Regions from separate parts of the Homo sapiens genome. Here region 2 is linked to region 1. Evidence: chromatin loops called from intact Hi-C (ENCODE). Cell type or tissue: CD4-positive, alpha-beta T cell. All regions are shown on one strand. Each heading gives the region's core, and the rest is flanking DNA. Links, peaks and the distances in the headings are about the cores only. Region 1 overlaps IMMP2L (inner mitochondrial membrane peptidase subunit 2). Region 2 overlaps IMMP2L (inner mitochondrial membrane peptidase subunit 2).

The links. Peaks named below come from ENCODE experiments on the same cell type or tissue, not always from the same donor. Only the 100,000 strongest peaks of a DNase experiment are listed, where the experiment ranks them.
Region 2: a loop joins it to region 1, with 2.7 times the contacts of the local background. A loop is called at or near these places in 4 of 110 quality-filtered maps.

Annotation. Positions count from the first base shown.
Region 1 is chr7:111,021,569-111,029,916 of GRCh38, forward strand. The region is part of intron 3 of IMMP2L (inner mitochondrial membrane peptidase subunit 2); the gene reads right to left. Among named protein-coding and RNA genes, the nearest start is that of LRRN3, 65 kb to the right of the region's middle. In CD4-positive, alpha-beta T cell, for the core only: no CTCF peak of the experiment used is centred there; a DNase peak (open chromatin) is centred at 3,623.
Region 2 is chr7:110,974,284-110,982,631 of GRCh38, forward strand. All of the region lies in intron 3 of IMMP2L (inner mitochondrial membrane peptidase subunit 2), which reads right to left. Among named protein-coding and RNA genes, the nearest start is that of LRRN3, 110 kb to the right of the region's middle. In CD4-positive, alpha-beta T cell, for the core only: no CTCF peak of the experiment used is centred there; a DNase peak (open chromatin) is centred at 3,308.

The DNA.
Region 1 (8,348 bases), core at 145-8,144:
AGGGGAACACCTCTTTATAAAACCATCAGATCATCTGGGCACGGTGGCTGACGCCAGTAATCCCAGCACTTTTGGAGGCCAAGGTGGGAGGATCACCTGAGGTCAGGAGTTCGAGGCCAGCCGGGCCAACATGGTGAAACACCATCTCTACTAAAAATACAAAAATTAGCTGGGGGTGGTGGCAGGCACCTGTAATCCCAGCTACTCAGGAGGCTGAGGCAGGAGAATTGCTTGAATCCAGAAGGCAGAGGTTGCAGTGAGCCAAGATCTCACCACTGCACTCCAGCCTGGGTGACAGAGTGAGACTCCATATCAAAACAAACAAACAAACAAACAAACAAAGCATCCGATCTCCTGAGACAGCAAGGGAAAGACCCGCCCCCATGATTCAATTACCTCCCACTGGGTCCCTCCCATGACATGTGGGAATTATGGGTGCTACAATTTAACATGAGATTTGTGTGGAGACACAGCCAAACCATATCACTCACCCTAATCAATCAACATTTCCTAAGTAGAATCACCTATGCTGAGCATTATGCCACCCTTCTTCCAAGTGAACCAAATCTGGCCCTGTTCTGCCAACAAATCCTAGTCTGAAGCCAGAGCCATTTTCTAAATCTCATATTTCCTGCCTAAGTATGGGGGAGTCATGGGCTTAGCTATAAAAATTCCTAAGACTAGGGTGGTATGAGTGAATGCAGGCTGGGCATAGCAGAAATGTAGCTCTGGCATCATAATTTCAGAATCAGTGACATCCTTAGAACGAAGTGCCCCCATCAATCTAACAAAGGAAACAAAACCCCAGCTTAATGTTTGCTTTAAGTTGCCATGATTTTCCTACAGACTCAGTGCTGCAAGTCAATCTTTACAAGTGTTTTTTCAGCCTGGGGGCAAGAAAATAAACAAGACCCCAAGAAGTGTTAGGAAAGGAGAAGACTTTTGAAACTCTACTCCTCCTCAGATGTTCCGAGATACACTGCTCCCTCAAGAATCTTAGTGAGTAGCTGTGGTTATGATGGACATGTGTAATACCCCTTTGCAAATGTTGGAATAAAAACAAAAATGAGAAACACTGATCTACCCTCACAAAAAATTTTGGCTCTTCTCAAGGATGATCTATATCCTATAGCTTCAGGACTAAAAACAGAAGCAGAGAGGTCACTAATTCATGTCATAACATCCAATTGCTCCGTCACCAATCTGCTGATCCTTTCACCAACCCACTGCATAACAGACGTTACATGGCCTTAAAAAAATCCTAGAACTCTGATCAGAAATAAGTTTCATTCATTATTAATGCTAACCTTTCTTTTTTTTATGGGAAAATGTTGTGAAATTGAATGAGAAAGACAGCAAATACACAGAGCAGATGCAACTCATTTCTGAGCCATGAACCGGACACAATACAAATTCACCTTTGCAGCTCTCTACCAACTGCTCATGCCCTCAGTAGAAAAGAAGTCATACATAATGTAGCAGTAAAACTGTTGACAGCATTCCATGGTCACAGAAGACCCCGCGAATTTGCTGCTGTGGACATGAGGATGTGATGTGCGAAGCAGGGCCTAATGAGATTTCGCATTTCTCTTAACAGTGTCCTGAAGGCAAGTTCTGGTACTTGCTTAACATCTGCAGTAATGTAAGGGATTATTGAAAGTAAGCTTTCTATTTCACACATTTTCTGTATCAGCTAAACACACATGCACTCACAAAATGCCATCATTTCCTTGTTAAATAATACTTAGATATTCAATTGTTCATGATCTTGGTAAACACATAAACAAATCATCTAGACTAGCGTGGCTCAAAATGCTCCTTTCAAACAAATATAAATTTATAAGTTTATGGGCTGGGAGCGGTGGCTCATGCCTGCAGTCCCAGCACTTTGGGAGGCCAAGGTGGGTGGATCACCTGAGATCAGGAGTTCAAGACCAGCCTGGCCAAATCGTGAAACCCTGTCTACTAAAAATACAAAAAAAAAAAAAAAAATTAGCCAGGTGTGGTAGCAGGCAACTGTAATCCTAGCTGAGGAGGCTGAAGCAAGAGAATCACTTGAACCTGGGAGGCAGAGGTTGCAGTGAGCCGAGATCATGCCATTGCACTCCAGCCTGGGTAACCAGAGCAAAACTCCATCTTAAAACAAAACAAAACAAAACAAAAATTGTAAGTTTATTCAAATTATGGATTCTTAAACTTCATGAATGACGGGGATGTAGTGGTTAATGTATGGGCTTTAGAGAGTTATGAAACCATTTAGAATCACATATGCATTGCTATGGATGAGGAGTCCATGACTCTCATCAAATTTTCAAGAGGTGAAATAACTTCAGAAAGGTTAAGAATCACTAATTTAGAGAAATAGGTGAATAGTCCAGTATATATTCAACTGTAATCTCATGACACAAGTAAGAAAAAGCAAACTATTATCAGTAATTTGTAGATGACCATATTAAACCCACAAATGAATAGATCTGAAATATTGGCCGTGTGAATTCTACCATTCAATTGAGTCAAGAATTTATCATATGAAGAAACTGAAATAGAGAATGCAGGTTGAAGCAAAGATAGGTAAAATTCTTGGGGCAAAATTTTAGCAATGCATCTTTTACCCTTCAAAAATATAGCTTTATTAAGCTATAATATGAAATAAATAGCATATATTTAAAGTGTACAACTGGATAAGTTTTGACTTATGTAAACACCTGTTCTTTCCTTCCAGAGTCGAGTAGTTTCCTCAGGCACATCAGCTGATCAGGACTCAGCTGACTACTTGAGGGGGCAGATCTCTAGAGGAGGCTCTCTGGGCAGCCCTTTTCTCTATTCTCTCTCCTACTTTATCCTAGGAACTCCAAATGCCTTGGTCTTCCCAGATTCTCAGCTCCATCACCTCAACCCAGGTAGTCTTCTGTGCTCTGTCTGGTTCCTCCTTTCTATGCTGCATCTTGAAAGTAAGCTGGGACAATGGTAAGGCTCACCTTGTTTCCCATCTCCCAGGGAACATATTGATAAAGTGCCTGATGCCCAGAGTCTTGTTTCATATATTTTGCCCTTTTTTATTGTTGTTGTTGCTTTTGTAGAAGGGTAAATCCTGACCCTGTTACTCCTCCCTGGCTTTTATCCTTTCAATAACTATCACACATCTAGAAGCCCCTTTACTCTTTAATACCAACCAAATAACTAGAACATATAATCCATAAACAACTTTAGCACCATTTACCTGTGCAGAAAGAAAAATAGCAGAGAGAAGATACCCCTGACTTTAACTTGCATATTTTTACTTGTCTTTCAAATTTTCCTTAATCATATCAGACATTTTCAGGGTTTATGATTATTTTTTGTCAAAAAGAAAACAAGAGGCTTAATTAAGGGAGTATTGAAATCAGCATATTTTAGAGAAAAACTTCTGAAATTTTGGTTACCTACAAATAACCATTACCAAATTATCAGATTCTCCAAATAGGAATGGAAATGGTTCATCTATCTCTTTCATTCCTTCCTTCACCTACTCCCTCCTCCCACCATACTCATCCCCCATATCATCTGAAATATGTCAGTTATACCACTTCTTAGCTTCCAACACAGCACTTTGAACTTTGAACAAACCAGAAACTCAGGGGCCTATACGCACCAGGCAGGTGATGTAAACAAGTAAAGTGGCTCACCACTTAATCTCTCTGAGATTCAGTTTCATTATCCATAAGATGTGGTTAGCCATGTCATCTACTTCCTAGAGTTGTTGTGAAGATTAAATGAGAAAAAGTTTAATCTTGGTAAATCCTAGAGTTTTACACCAATAAAAGTCATTTTTACCAATAAGAATTATCAGAATTAAACAAGCTATTGTAATATCCAAAACTATGATCCTGAAAGCATAAAGATTACATCCAATATTTCTGTTTAGAGGTCATATATTAGAAATATTTCCATCTAAATAAAACAGGTTGCGCCTAAATGGTTAATTCTTAAACATCTAGAAAAGGCAGAGCAATGAAGCCCCTGAAAATAAAAAATAGGTAAAATTTTAATGTAGTTTTCATTCCACCATGTAACCTGGCTTACACCTCTAATTACAAGACAGTCCTCTCTGGGAGGGTGATATGAGTTTCCTGCTTATTACTGTACTCCCTGCATCCAGCCCAGTGCTTAAGCCTAGTTGGGCATGATATTTATTGAAGAAATATATGAATGGATAGATGGCTAGATACATGGAATGAATGGTATGAATAACGAATCTCATTTTAACTAATTCTGTTTTAACATTGTTTTAAATCTGTTTTAACATTGTTTCCTCAGGAATGGAGTTTGGAATTCAGGTGGCTTTTTCTCAGATTACTTGAAGTTTGAGCAGTCCATGATTTATAATAGGCATATAACAAGTTCCCCGGGTGTTTAACATCATTAAATGTTCTTCTCTATCTGATAGATCCTTTTGCTAATATTAAACACACACACACACACACACACACAAATTAGGAAAAATGTGAAAACAGAAGAATTGTTTTAGTGTCATTGTTATCAAACTCTCAAGTAGGACACATTTTTAAAAATAAAATAGAATTTGGTAAAACTAAGTCTATAACAGTCACAACCATTGTGTAATTTTACCTTCATTCTACTACATTGTATAATTTTACCTTCATTCTACTACATTGTGTAATTTTACTTTCATTCTACTACCTGAAGCAAATAATTTCAATTCCTAATCCAAGTAGTTAGAAGTTAATGATATCTTTTTGCTCCCTATAAAACCTGGCAGCTCTATCTAAGATGGCGTGTCACAGAAAAATTTCGCCATTTAATCCTTAAAACAAAGTATCCCTTTGCTTCCCCTTATTGTAGAGGAGAGTGATGTTGACATAAAGATCAAACTATTTGCCCTCAAATGCCATTATGAGTGTATAACAGAGAGGGGAAAATGTGCAATTTAGATTAGATTATTGGGCTTCTAGCAGCCTCTCCCTGTGCCAATTATGGGCGACTTTCCATTTACATATAAATAGCTCGGAAATTCCAACACCAATGTACTTGAAAACACTGAATCAAGTAGTTCAGAAAAACATAAATTAGATGCATTTCAATTTAAGGTGTTTACAACAAGCACTCATTCAAGTAAATAAAAGAAATGGAATCAATTTTTATTACAGAAAGCAACATCTTTTTAAATTATTGAAATTATCCCCACACTGCTCTTAAACCCGTCAAGATTTCTTTTGGCATGCTGTTAGTTTCTTTTGCAGGGGAAGAAAGGATTAAGTAGTTGTATACAGTTGTAGTGTAATGTGGGGGTAGATAATGCTGGTTTTTTATTTCCTCTTTTTTTCTGTGTAAGTCAGAGATGCCTCTTGAGCTACCTGGGGCCTTACAAAAGACGTAAATAAAACCAGATACACTTTTTCAACATAACTTGCTTTTATCTCTCTGGATAATCCAGTTTAAGTTTTCTGTCCTTGTCACATTCTCTCCCACTGAAAGACATCTTAGAATGAGTGTAACTTCATTAGCAGTCTCTAACTGCTAACTCACCACAGATTAACCACTCTGTTTATTGATCTATTGCTTATAAAGAGCCACTTCAACGCCCACTGCAGTTTCTCAAATGGATTTGATACATGGTATAAACAAACAACTCAGTATGGTAGAGAACAAACAATATTGTATATCACTGGTAAGGGCTGAGTTCTCATTTGCTGAATTCTCTTGAGGGTCTAGACAGATACAAGAGAAACGAAGGCTGATGTTGTGTTGCTTATGTATTGTAATAATATTAGTGATGTTATATATTTTACAAAATACATCACAATTATTTGTTCTTTGAATATCTAAAAATATTTAGTTCACTGAATTTCACAGATAAAATAGCACAATCTAAAATGACTAGAATGACTCAATAATGATGTGGTTGCGGGAAGGAGGCAGAGAGAAAAAGAAACACTAATTTTATGTGAATGAAACTGCAGACCATTTTCTGTCACTGGGACGGCTAAAGTCATTTAGTGGGAACTTCCTGGTTTCTTCTCGGAGGGGATTCTGGAGGTACACAGGGTAGAAATGCTCTTGGTCTACAGACACAGTGAAGAGCTTGCAAAAATGACTACTATGCAAGTTTCATTTTCGACTGATAAATGGTAGAGATTATTGAGTATCTACTATGTACAGGGAAGTCTAATACTGTTTCTCTATGTGTTACACAATATTCAGGCACATATCTTGATATATCTAAATGAAGAACAAAGAAATCTCAACTTTACATTTCATGGGGCAGAAGACTCAGAATAGGACGAAATCTAAATTCACAGACTAAAGCGGTATTATTGTTTATAATCACAAAAGCTTGACAACTTAGAAAGACAGACTAGGAGAAATGATTCCTGAAAAATGAAAGGCAAAAGCAAATGAAACATTTAATAAGGAAATTTAAATTCATGGGTTAAAAATAAGTCATATATTTTACCTTAAAACTCATTTTAAGATAAATTTTCTTGAAGTGTATAGTTTCAAGGTTCATATGGTTAAAAGTTTAAGAAGTTCAAAAACAAATGGAAGAAATAAATTTAAACGAAAGAATAATAGTATAACAATTGTTAATCAACCTTCCTACACAAATTAAACAATTTAAATGAGATTTTTTCAACGTTAGCCAAAGCTTGGTAAAGTAGACTTACATTGACAAGTCTAATAACCATTAACTTGGTAAGTCTGTCATATTTTATGAGATTAAGCACACTCATACTGAGCACAGGGTCAGTGATAAACAGCAAATACTGTATATTGTTTGGCATGAAACTTTTCCCTTGGACTCTCCCACATTCTCTCTCTTCCACTCTTCAGTCTACATATTATACAAATTAGATCTTGCAATCAGCATAGGGAAATCTCATTACTGCTGAATATACTTAATAATCATCTTCTTTCTAAACAAAGATAACAGCAAACAGCTCTGAGGAAATGTTTATGCAAAGAAAAAGCTATGTAGTTTATTTCTAATGAAGATGGTATGACTGTCTGCATAACAGGTTATTAAATACACCATCAAAAGGAGATTCTCTAAAAAAATAAACTATGTTGAATTTCAAGATGGGCCTCATTATTTAAGAAGTCATTTCCCTAACAGTTTCTAGATGATGCTAACATACCAAACTTTTAGTTAGTATTCCATGGTTTTCCTTGCATTCTTTCTTTTCTCTTAATATCACACTATGTTGCTAAAGAAAAGGTTATGTATTTTAAAAGAATAAATGACATACATCTGCATATAAAATGATTGGATTTGACATAAGGAAGAAATCTTATGAGCAAGACTGTGAAAACTAAGCTGCAAAATAAGATTTTCTTCAAATGTCACTGGACTCTGAACCTCCCTTTTAAGAAAATCAGAAATACATCTAATGGATTAGAATATATAGTGCATCAATTAAAATTATACTTACATAAAATATCTATTAGCCTTCTAAAAGAATACTGCTTTAAAAATATTGCAGAAACTATCCAGACATGACTAATGGGAACAAATATGATTCTTCTAAGTAGTTATAAATCAGCTGTCATGATAAAATAGTCACTTATTGCTTGAGTTCTCAATAGATTTAAAAGTCATGGACATTGATCCAATTTCCATAAACCACTGCATAACCTAGGTACAACACAGAGTTTAACAGCTTTCATGGGACATAGTTCAAGGATGGTCAAACAGAGAATTACATCAGGGAAGGATCTGGTTTCAGCTCACTGGGAGCAACAGAGATGAGAGCCGGCAATATCTTCACACTTTTCAAAGTGCTCTTGTGGGTGGTTGGGCCCTCTAGGGAAGTACTCTCTCCATATTGGAGGTGAAAAAATGGAAACATAAAAAGGTCAAGTGACATATTTAGATCAAACTATTAGTAAGCCACTGAAGAGATACAGGTAGCTATTTCTTTGCATCAGGTGGCTCTGACCAGAGAGGAATCAACTTTCAAAGATTTGTTTTAACCTAAGATCCAAAGGTTTTCACTGAAGTCATCCAGACTACCTAAATTACCCTATCAATGTCTACAGTCCATTAGTGATGGTCAAATGTCTTCTGGCTTTTTTGTCATGAATCTAAAAATAGTAAGCCTACCAAGTTAGAAGAAAATGAAATGACTGTTATAGTTAGAAAACAAGGTATTTGGGTATTTCAATGTATTGCTCATCATTTTCCATACCAGCTATAATTTCAGCCACTTCAATCCAGCAACACATTTCTGAAACTACTGAAGGAGTCAACCTCATCTTACTGATTTTTAAGAAAATTATTGCTAGTCAAACGGAAGAACAGCTTTAAAAACACTGACAGCATAAGTGGCTTCTGGCAGGATTCCAGATCA
Region 2 (8,348 bases), core at 130-8,129, 47 kb before region 1:
GGCACAAACATCAGTGATTAAGAAAGATCTCCAGTATGAAATATGTGGGATCTAATCCACATTAGAGTGGGTTTGTAGGCAATGGCACCATGCTTTGGAATGACCACATGGATAGATATTTTGATTTACATAACAGTGTTAAACTCTATTTAAAACTTTTAAATAGTCTAACCGTATTACCTAAAATAAAATGCCTTTCTGAAAAAGATATGAAATCAAGTAAATACTTCTCACAAAATCCTCTGATTCAGTTTCGTTTTAAAATATAGAGCCCCAAAGCCTTACTGATGCATACCATGTCTCTCCCACCCTTTATCAGTTCTTTCTCACCGCTGCCATCTGTTTGCCTTGCTTTTTCCAGCACAATGCCCATCCCTCCAGGCTGTTCACTGGCACTCAGATGTCTTCCTCTAATTCTTTACATCCCCATCCAAGAAATGTTCCAGGTCTTTTCCTATTCTTCCTCCCAAAGATTTTCTTCAGCACCACCCTCTGTGTATTTTGGACACTTATTTTCAGATATTATTTGTCAATTAGAAAATATGCAAGTTTGCTTTTGGCCCTCTATTTTAAACACAATTATTTACTGCTATCTTGTTTTGTGTTATACGTAGGAGAAAAATTTTGTAAACATCTCATCTTTTACAATTATAATTCCTTAAGTCCTTATAATTCCAGTCTTTAAAAATATAAATGCAATGTTCAGAGGAGTCCTATGATAAATATGTAGTTAATTCAAATGTTTCCTGGAGCATCTTATTTCATTTTTGTTAACTTTTAATATATACAAGCCTATCTATTCATAGTTACACTGATCTAATCACATGATCATTATCCTACTGTAGAATTCTTAGTTATAAGTTAAAAACAGATATATAACATGAGTTTAAAAAATAAAAGGAAAAGAAAGGAAAGTCAAAATTATAACTCTATAGAAATAAGAAGACAAAATGTATGGTAAATGACCATTTGAATCTCTTACAGTACCTTTCAAGCTGTATAACTACCCTTCTAAATTAATATCTCATTTGAAATAGTTCCCAAAAATCCAATCTAGTCACTTTCAAGTCAAAGACTCAGCTGTTTAGAATGCAGACTGTATCATGGCTGTGGCTATGTGTACTTGACCTCCTGCCTGTTAACAAAGAGACTCAATTAATTATTTGCTGTTTTGAATGGCTATTTCATTTCACCTCCACCTTTCTTTAAGTGCTGAAAAGCTCAATTGCTTTATTACCTTAACCTTAGCTTTGGAGAATGCATGCAGAATTTCTTAACTGCCAACTAATAAACTATCTTGATCCAGAAAGTTAATTTTCAGGACCACAGCTTCTAGATGTTTTAGTGCTAGAGACAGCTGAAGTAACATAATGACCTAGTGTCATATCACCTTCCAAGACAGTCTCTTTGTTCTGAATGGTGGCTTTGGTGCTAAGCTATTCCCTTCATATGAGTCAAGAGACACACTAGCACTGCAATGGGTTATAGTGTCATAGTAACAGTTTAGAAATCTTACCACACATAAAAAATGAATGTTTTCAGTATTAATTAAAAGTATGTAAACTAACAGTATATCAGTTTTTCCTGCTTACTTTTAGTCACATTAAACTCAGTAATATAATTTCATATTCAAATATTGGAACATTAAACTAGAAGTAGCAAACAGCTTTGAAATAAATGTGAAAATGGATTTTTTTTAACGTATGGGCACAGTAGAACTGATAGCAATGATTATCTAAATGTGAAAAATTAACCACAACACCAAAACAGAGTCTGAAATTCATCAAAGATTTTCTCATATCTTTTGAATTTCTTCAGCCCTGATAATATGTAACATTTTAAAAATTCTCATTTGCTACATATTTGCTTATCTATATATTAATTCTGATTCTATAAGTAGACCATAAGATGATATGAAGGTAGTGTTACCCTTCTCATTATATTCAGTCCCAAGTCAGTTACCTGCACTTATAAAAAAACAAGTATTTGATGATGATTAGATCATAATACATATACGAAGATATTGCTATTTAGTATTTCATAAAAGTGAAATAATACAATATTTGTCCTTTTGTGCCTGGCTTATTTCATTTAGCATAACGTCTTCAAGACTCACCCATGTTGTAGCATGTATCAAAGTTTCATTCCCCAGTTACCATTTTCATGATTTACACTAGTCATTATTTTATGAATATCCAAACTGATTTATCATTCCAGTATGAGTTTCTTATAATCTAATAAAAATGGCAACTGAGATTTTAAAAAATTTTATAACTCATTTCTTTTCAAGAATATTTATACAAACATGAAAATAAATGTGTCTATAGTCCTCAGATCTTAGTTTATAGATCAGTGGTCCTGAAACTAATTTAAAGTCTAGAAGGTTAGGCCCTGGAAATCTAGAATCTGAATTTGAACAAGCACCTAGGTGATTCTGATGCAGGAAGTCTAGTCCACCTTTGATAGGCACAGTTGGAAATGCTCACATGAAAATTCTATGAAATTGAACATACTGGCTCCCTACATGTTCAATAAAGACCCAGCCTTAAAGAAAAGCCATAATATATTTCTAAAATGACCATGACAATACTGATTTTAAAACATGTACAAAAATCTAAAATTTCCTATCAGGGAAAAAACTCAATATTCTAATTCCATATTTAATATAAACCTGGAATTGAATCTACAACTAGTATGAAGCATCATAACTCTAATAAGAAAGAGTAAGACATCCCATTTCCAAAGTTTTTTAAAGAATATAAAAACCTCCTCGGATCAGGCAAAATGACAGACAAACTGTGATTTTAACAGAAAGGCTGTGGTGTTAGGGTACAGAAGAATTTATTTCTTACGGTCATTAATTCATTCAGCAAATATATGCTGAATGACAAGCAGGTGCCAGGTACTCTGTATGGTACTAGCTTACAAAACACATCTTATTACAATCAATGGCATGCATGCTTTTTAGGGTTCAGGCCCAAATACTAGCTATATCACCTTGAGCAAGTCATTTAGCTATCTTAACATCTATTTTTTCATGAGTATAAAAGGATGACAGCAAATGTTACTGCTGATCCCCAAATATTACTGTAGAGGCCCCATGAACTACTAAACATAAGCGGCCGAGCATCTGCTTTAGATAGAATGAGTCTCAGAATGAGATAATAAATTATAATGGAGAGTTCCATGGGTCTAATTCCTACTTTAAGTAGGAAAGCAGCTATAATCTCAAACTAAAACCACAAAATGAACTTCTCGCTTCTAAGATGACTACATAACATTTCTGTGAAGTCTGTGTTGTGGTTTATTACACCCAGTTAGCAATTCTGCCACCAAATAGCAAGCTTGACTCTACTTTCAAATAAATGCCAAATGACTTCTCTCTTTCCTTCCCTCCCTCCCTCCTTTTCTTCCTTTCTCTCTCTCTCTCTTTTCCTCTTTCCCTTCTTTCCTTTCTTTTTCCTGCTACCTTTCTTCTTCCTTAGAACCTTCTTCATAAGACCTTTGAAATAATTAAAGATAGTACAGATAGATTAAGCCACTTTTAGGCCCAGTAATTTGACAATTTTTTGCATTAGTTTATGAGCTGTTAAATTCGTAGCTAAATGTATTCATACTGGGAAATTTAATTGCTCCAGTAAAATGCCGAAGTTCCGTAAACCAATTTTGTGTGGAAAGTAAAGGAAATCTAATTGTTTCATCTGTTGTGTATTTTAATTAATTGTTCCTCACGAAAAACTAGGTAACAAAATGAAAGCAATAATATTTTATTTAAAATGCCCAAGAAATTCAGCAAATAATTCATAGAACATCCTTGAAAGAAAGCACAATTTAAAAAGTCTGAGGCATAACAGGTATTCAGAATAAGCCACTAGAAAGTTGAAAAATAACAATATTAGTCCACTACTTAGTCTCATATTCACTGTTTCAATGTTTTCTTTTTAGGATGATGGACTGTGCCACTTGTTAGTATATTTGTAGGCTTTTATTCCAAGTACTTTAAAATACTCTGACTTAATTATGTTAATATTTTAAAAGAGTGAAACAATTTTGCCTATATTTTACAATAAGAAAGGTATGCCATAAACAAATGAATATTTCCCAAAAAGGCACAAATTGGATTGTTGGAACTGAGACCAGGACTATGATTGGGAATCTATCCATCTATTAATCACAAAAATACATTGTAATTCCTTGTGGTGCCCATTACTATTTGCAATGTGGTTTCACTTAAAAAAAAATCAATACAAAGAAACAGGTAAGTAACAGTAAAGAAAAATTGATGGTGACATTCTAAAATTATTTTCATTTTATAAAGGCTGTGTGTCCACAATAAATTCTAAAATGAGATAAAAAGATCAAACTATTAATTGCTTAAAAAAATCCTGTTTAAAATAAGTTTATCATCTACACTAAACATTCTGAATTTTTATCTGAGAAAGAAAAAAGTATTTAACCCCAGTTTGAATACATTGATGATTAACACAAAATCCCTATAGAACCTCCAGTTAATTTTCTAACCCTTTGATCTCTAAAATTCTTTCATAAACCTTTCAAAGTTGTATACCAAAAACACGAAGCCCTGTTTAATAAAAATGGAAAAAGCTACAATCCTGCTCAATTCAAATCATTTTGTTTTGTGTGACTTTTAAAACATTAGAAACATATAAATATACTTTTTAGTAATTCTTATTAGAAATTTATATTATTTATGGGATGGACTATATAGAAAATTAAGGAGTTTGAGGTCAATCATTAGCATTTTAAGGTTGACACTTGGTATTACAGTTAGAGATGATCATGATTTGGACCAACCATGTTCCAGTAAAGTGTTCTTCTTGAACTTCATATATTTTACATATAACTTTTCTGGAGTATATGTACAACATGAATATCCACATGAATTTATACAGTATATGCTAATTTTCTCTGGGGAAGAGTGTACTATGTTGTCTGGCTATCGCTACAAATTTGTCTGAAGACATTCCTAGTACTTTTATTTTCTTACTATTTATGTCTAAATTTTTTCTCAAATCCCCCTTGATTCATTTATAATGGTTAGTAGCATTTTAGTATTTATCTTTTCTCATTGTTTTCTAACTCTACACATTTTTAAACAATAGAATTACAGATGATGTTTTGTCATTTTTTTAAATTAATAGTCTATCATTACTAGTTTTTCCTATTCTTAACTCCCAATAGAATGAGAACTTCCAGGTAGGACCAATGCAAATCAGAAGTGACAGCTTATCACAATTATCTAAAGAATTCTATCAGTATTATTGGGTGTGACCAACATGGCACATGTATACATATGTAACCAACCTGCACGTTGTGCACATGTACCCTAGAACTTAAAGTATAATGAAAGAAAGGGAGACAGAAAGGCAGGGTTTAAACTTAAAAAACAAAACAAAAACAAAACCAAAAAAACCTCAATAGTAAGAAAACAAACCAACCACTTGAAAAATGGGACAAATGCCCTAACAGACACCTCAAGGTGGAAAGGATGGAAAGTGTGCTTAAGGGTACAGAGTTTCTTTTTGGAGTTCTCAAGTTAGATAATGTTAATAGTCACACAGCTTTATAAATATACTAAAAAATGTTTAATTTTACACTTTAAAAATGTAAATTTATGGTATGTGAATTACACTTCAGTAAAGCCACTATTTTAAAAGATCCATTAGACAAAAAGTCATGGAACCTGGATTCTAACTAATCAAGTGCTATCATATTTTTATAACATGACTTCAGACAAGTTTTTATACTTTCTGGCCTTGGTCTCATCTGTACAATAAAAAGCCCTTTCATTTCGGAAATTTATGGTTCTATACCTCTAGCACTGTCTTCATGAAACCGTCCTTTGCTGATCTAAAAGTGACCACTCCCTGCTTTGAACTCTAATCCCATTAACTGGCTTATATGACTGTATTTGTGCTGCTTCTTTTTTTTTTTTTTTTTTTTTTAGGAGTCTCGCTCTGTCGCCCAGGCTGGAGTGCAGTGGAGCAATCTTGGCTCACTGCAAGCTCCGCCTCCCGGGTTCACGCCATTCTCCTGCCTCAGCCTCTCCGAGTAGCTGGGACTACAGGCGCCCACCACCACGCCTGGCTAATTTTTTGTATTTTTAGTAGAGACGGGGTTTCACCGTGGTCTCGATCTCCTGACCTCGTGATCCGCCCGCCTCGGCCTCCCAGAGTGCTGGGATTACAAGCGTGAGCCACTCCGCCCGGCCTATTTGTGCTTCATCTTATCACCTTTCTAGAAATGTGAGCCAGTTGAGGAAAGACATGAAACTGTCTTGTACATGATGTGGATTCAGTGAGTTTTTACATGACTAGATACATGAAATTATTTATATTTAGTATACACTGTATGGAATTAAGCAGAGAAATCAACCATTTTTTAAAACTTTCATTCCACCAATATAAATTTCCCTAAATTTGACAAAGTTTTGATGTTAATTTTTGGCATAATAAAATTGTAAACTTTGTAGAGTTTGAAACACCATATTAACTCTTGTTATACAGATGAGCTTCTATGCTATTCCAAAATAAATTGTGTATTATGCCATGGCAGCTTCACTGATGTTGCTATTAAACATGATGAAAATAATCCAAAATGAAAAGAAATAAAATATTTGAACCAGTGTTACTTAATTGTAAATAATCAAGTTTTTAGTATTCTAGTAGTTGTCCTGAACTACATTGTTTTTAAGCAATAAAATCTTCCAAAAAGAGACCTCAGTAAAGTACACTATTATTAAATCTGCTTTGAGAGTTTAGGCTACTGTTTTCTTGCAATTATTGAGTTTGCAAATTCTTAAAAAATAGAAAATTATACAAGCCTTATTGCCATATCTATAACTTTCCATACTGTGTGTTTGACAAGGTGAAATTTTTAGACAAAGAAGAAAGTTGTGTATAAATGTAATCAACTGCTTTTTCTTTTTTTCTTTAAATATAAAAGACAATTATCTGAAAATAAAAAAAGAAAAAAAGAAAATTATTGGGTGTGGCAATAGTCACACTGTTAATATTATTTGTGTAATTAACAATTCTTGCCTACAGTTAGGTTTATACTGGGCAAATAACACAAATCTGGTCATGCCTTATACAGCTCATAGGAAACCGTGCTAAAACTTTATAGTAAGAATGGGCCTGCTGAAATTAACAATTATAACTATACTCCTGGAGCATGAAAAAATGTTTAAAATAAAATTTCTGTGTTGAGTGGTTAGCACTAACTTTTCACTTAAAGAAAAAAAAAACCTAGTACTTTTTATTTGAAAAAAAAAAAGATTGAAGTGATAAGTAGTGTTTGAGAGTTGAAGTGACTCCTTTTTAAGATTTTGAAATATCTCAAAAATGTATTCATTAGAGTGCTGATTCAATTACATTTCCAGGACTGAGGAAATATATCTACCTTTTCAGCCCACTTAAGCAGAAACCTTTTCTAAGTTATTCAAGCTCTTGCAATGGGAATGGAACCTCTTTCTCTAAATCTGGTCCTCTTCCACTTCTGCTGCCTTCCTTATTTTTGCTCCACAGAGACATGCCCAACACAAAAAAACAACACTTGCCACTTTCTCATTTCGAAGAGTCAAGACAAGTGTCTTCAAACACCTGGAATTATAAGTACCTTCTCTTATCCTTCATTCTGCCATTTCTTGGAAAGAGGAATAAGAAACTAAATATAAAGGGATTAAATACAAAACTGATAGTAGGGCATTTTATTAGGACATTTAAGGTGAAGCATACATTGCAAGATCTTTTTCAAAGACTTTTTAAATGTTCCAATGAGAATTGGTTAGGTATTAACTGTGCAAATTTATTAATATATGCATCTGATTTCAGGTTCTATTAGAAAACCTGAGGTAACACAGTGATTTTCCCTGTATAATTCTCATGTTTTCAAAAACAACATAGATACCTTTGAGCTGCTGTCCTCCAAAAGCTAGACCCTGCTGCGTCATTCAGCCAAAGATATAAAACTGAATCAGGTCACATATCCAAGTACACACCTCCAGGAAGAGGCTTCCATTGATTCAGAACTCTCTATTTAAGGCAACAGTTTGACCTTAGCTATATCACTAGTTACTCAAAGTCAAGTAGTTTTAGCTGAGTCCATATTGCATAAGTGCTCATATTAAGGGGAAAAAGACATAGAGAACATCAAAATTTGCACCTTTGTTGGCAGTCTCTGTAGAAAATCCTGGTATTGAATAGGCATGAAGACCTAACAACTCTCTGATCCCTGGAGGTGGTCATACTAGGTCAAAAATGAAGCAAATTGGTAGGCATTATGAAGGAGCTAACACAACGGGGTTCATGAACTATCTAAAAAGACTC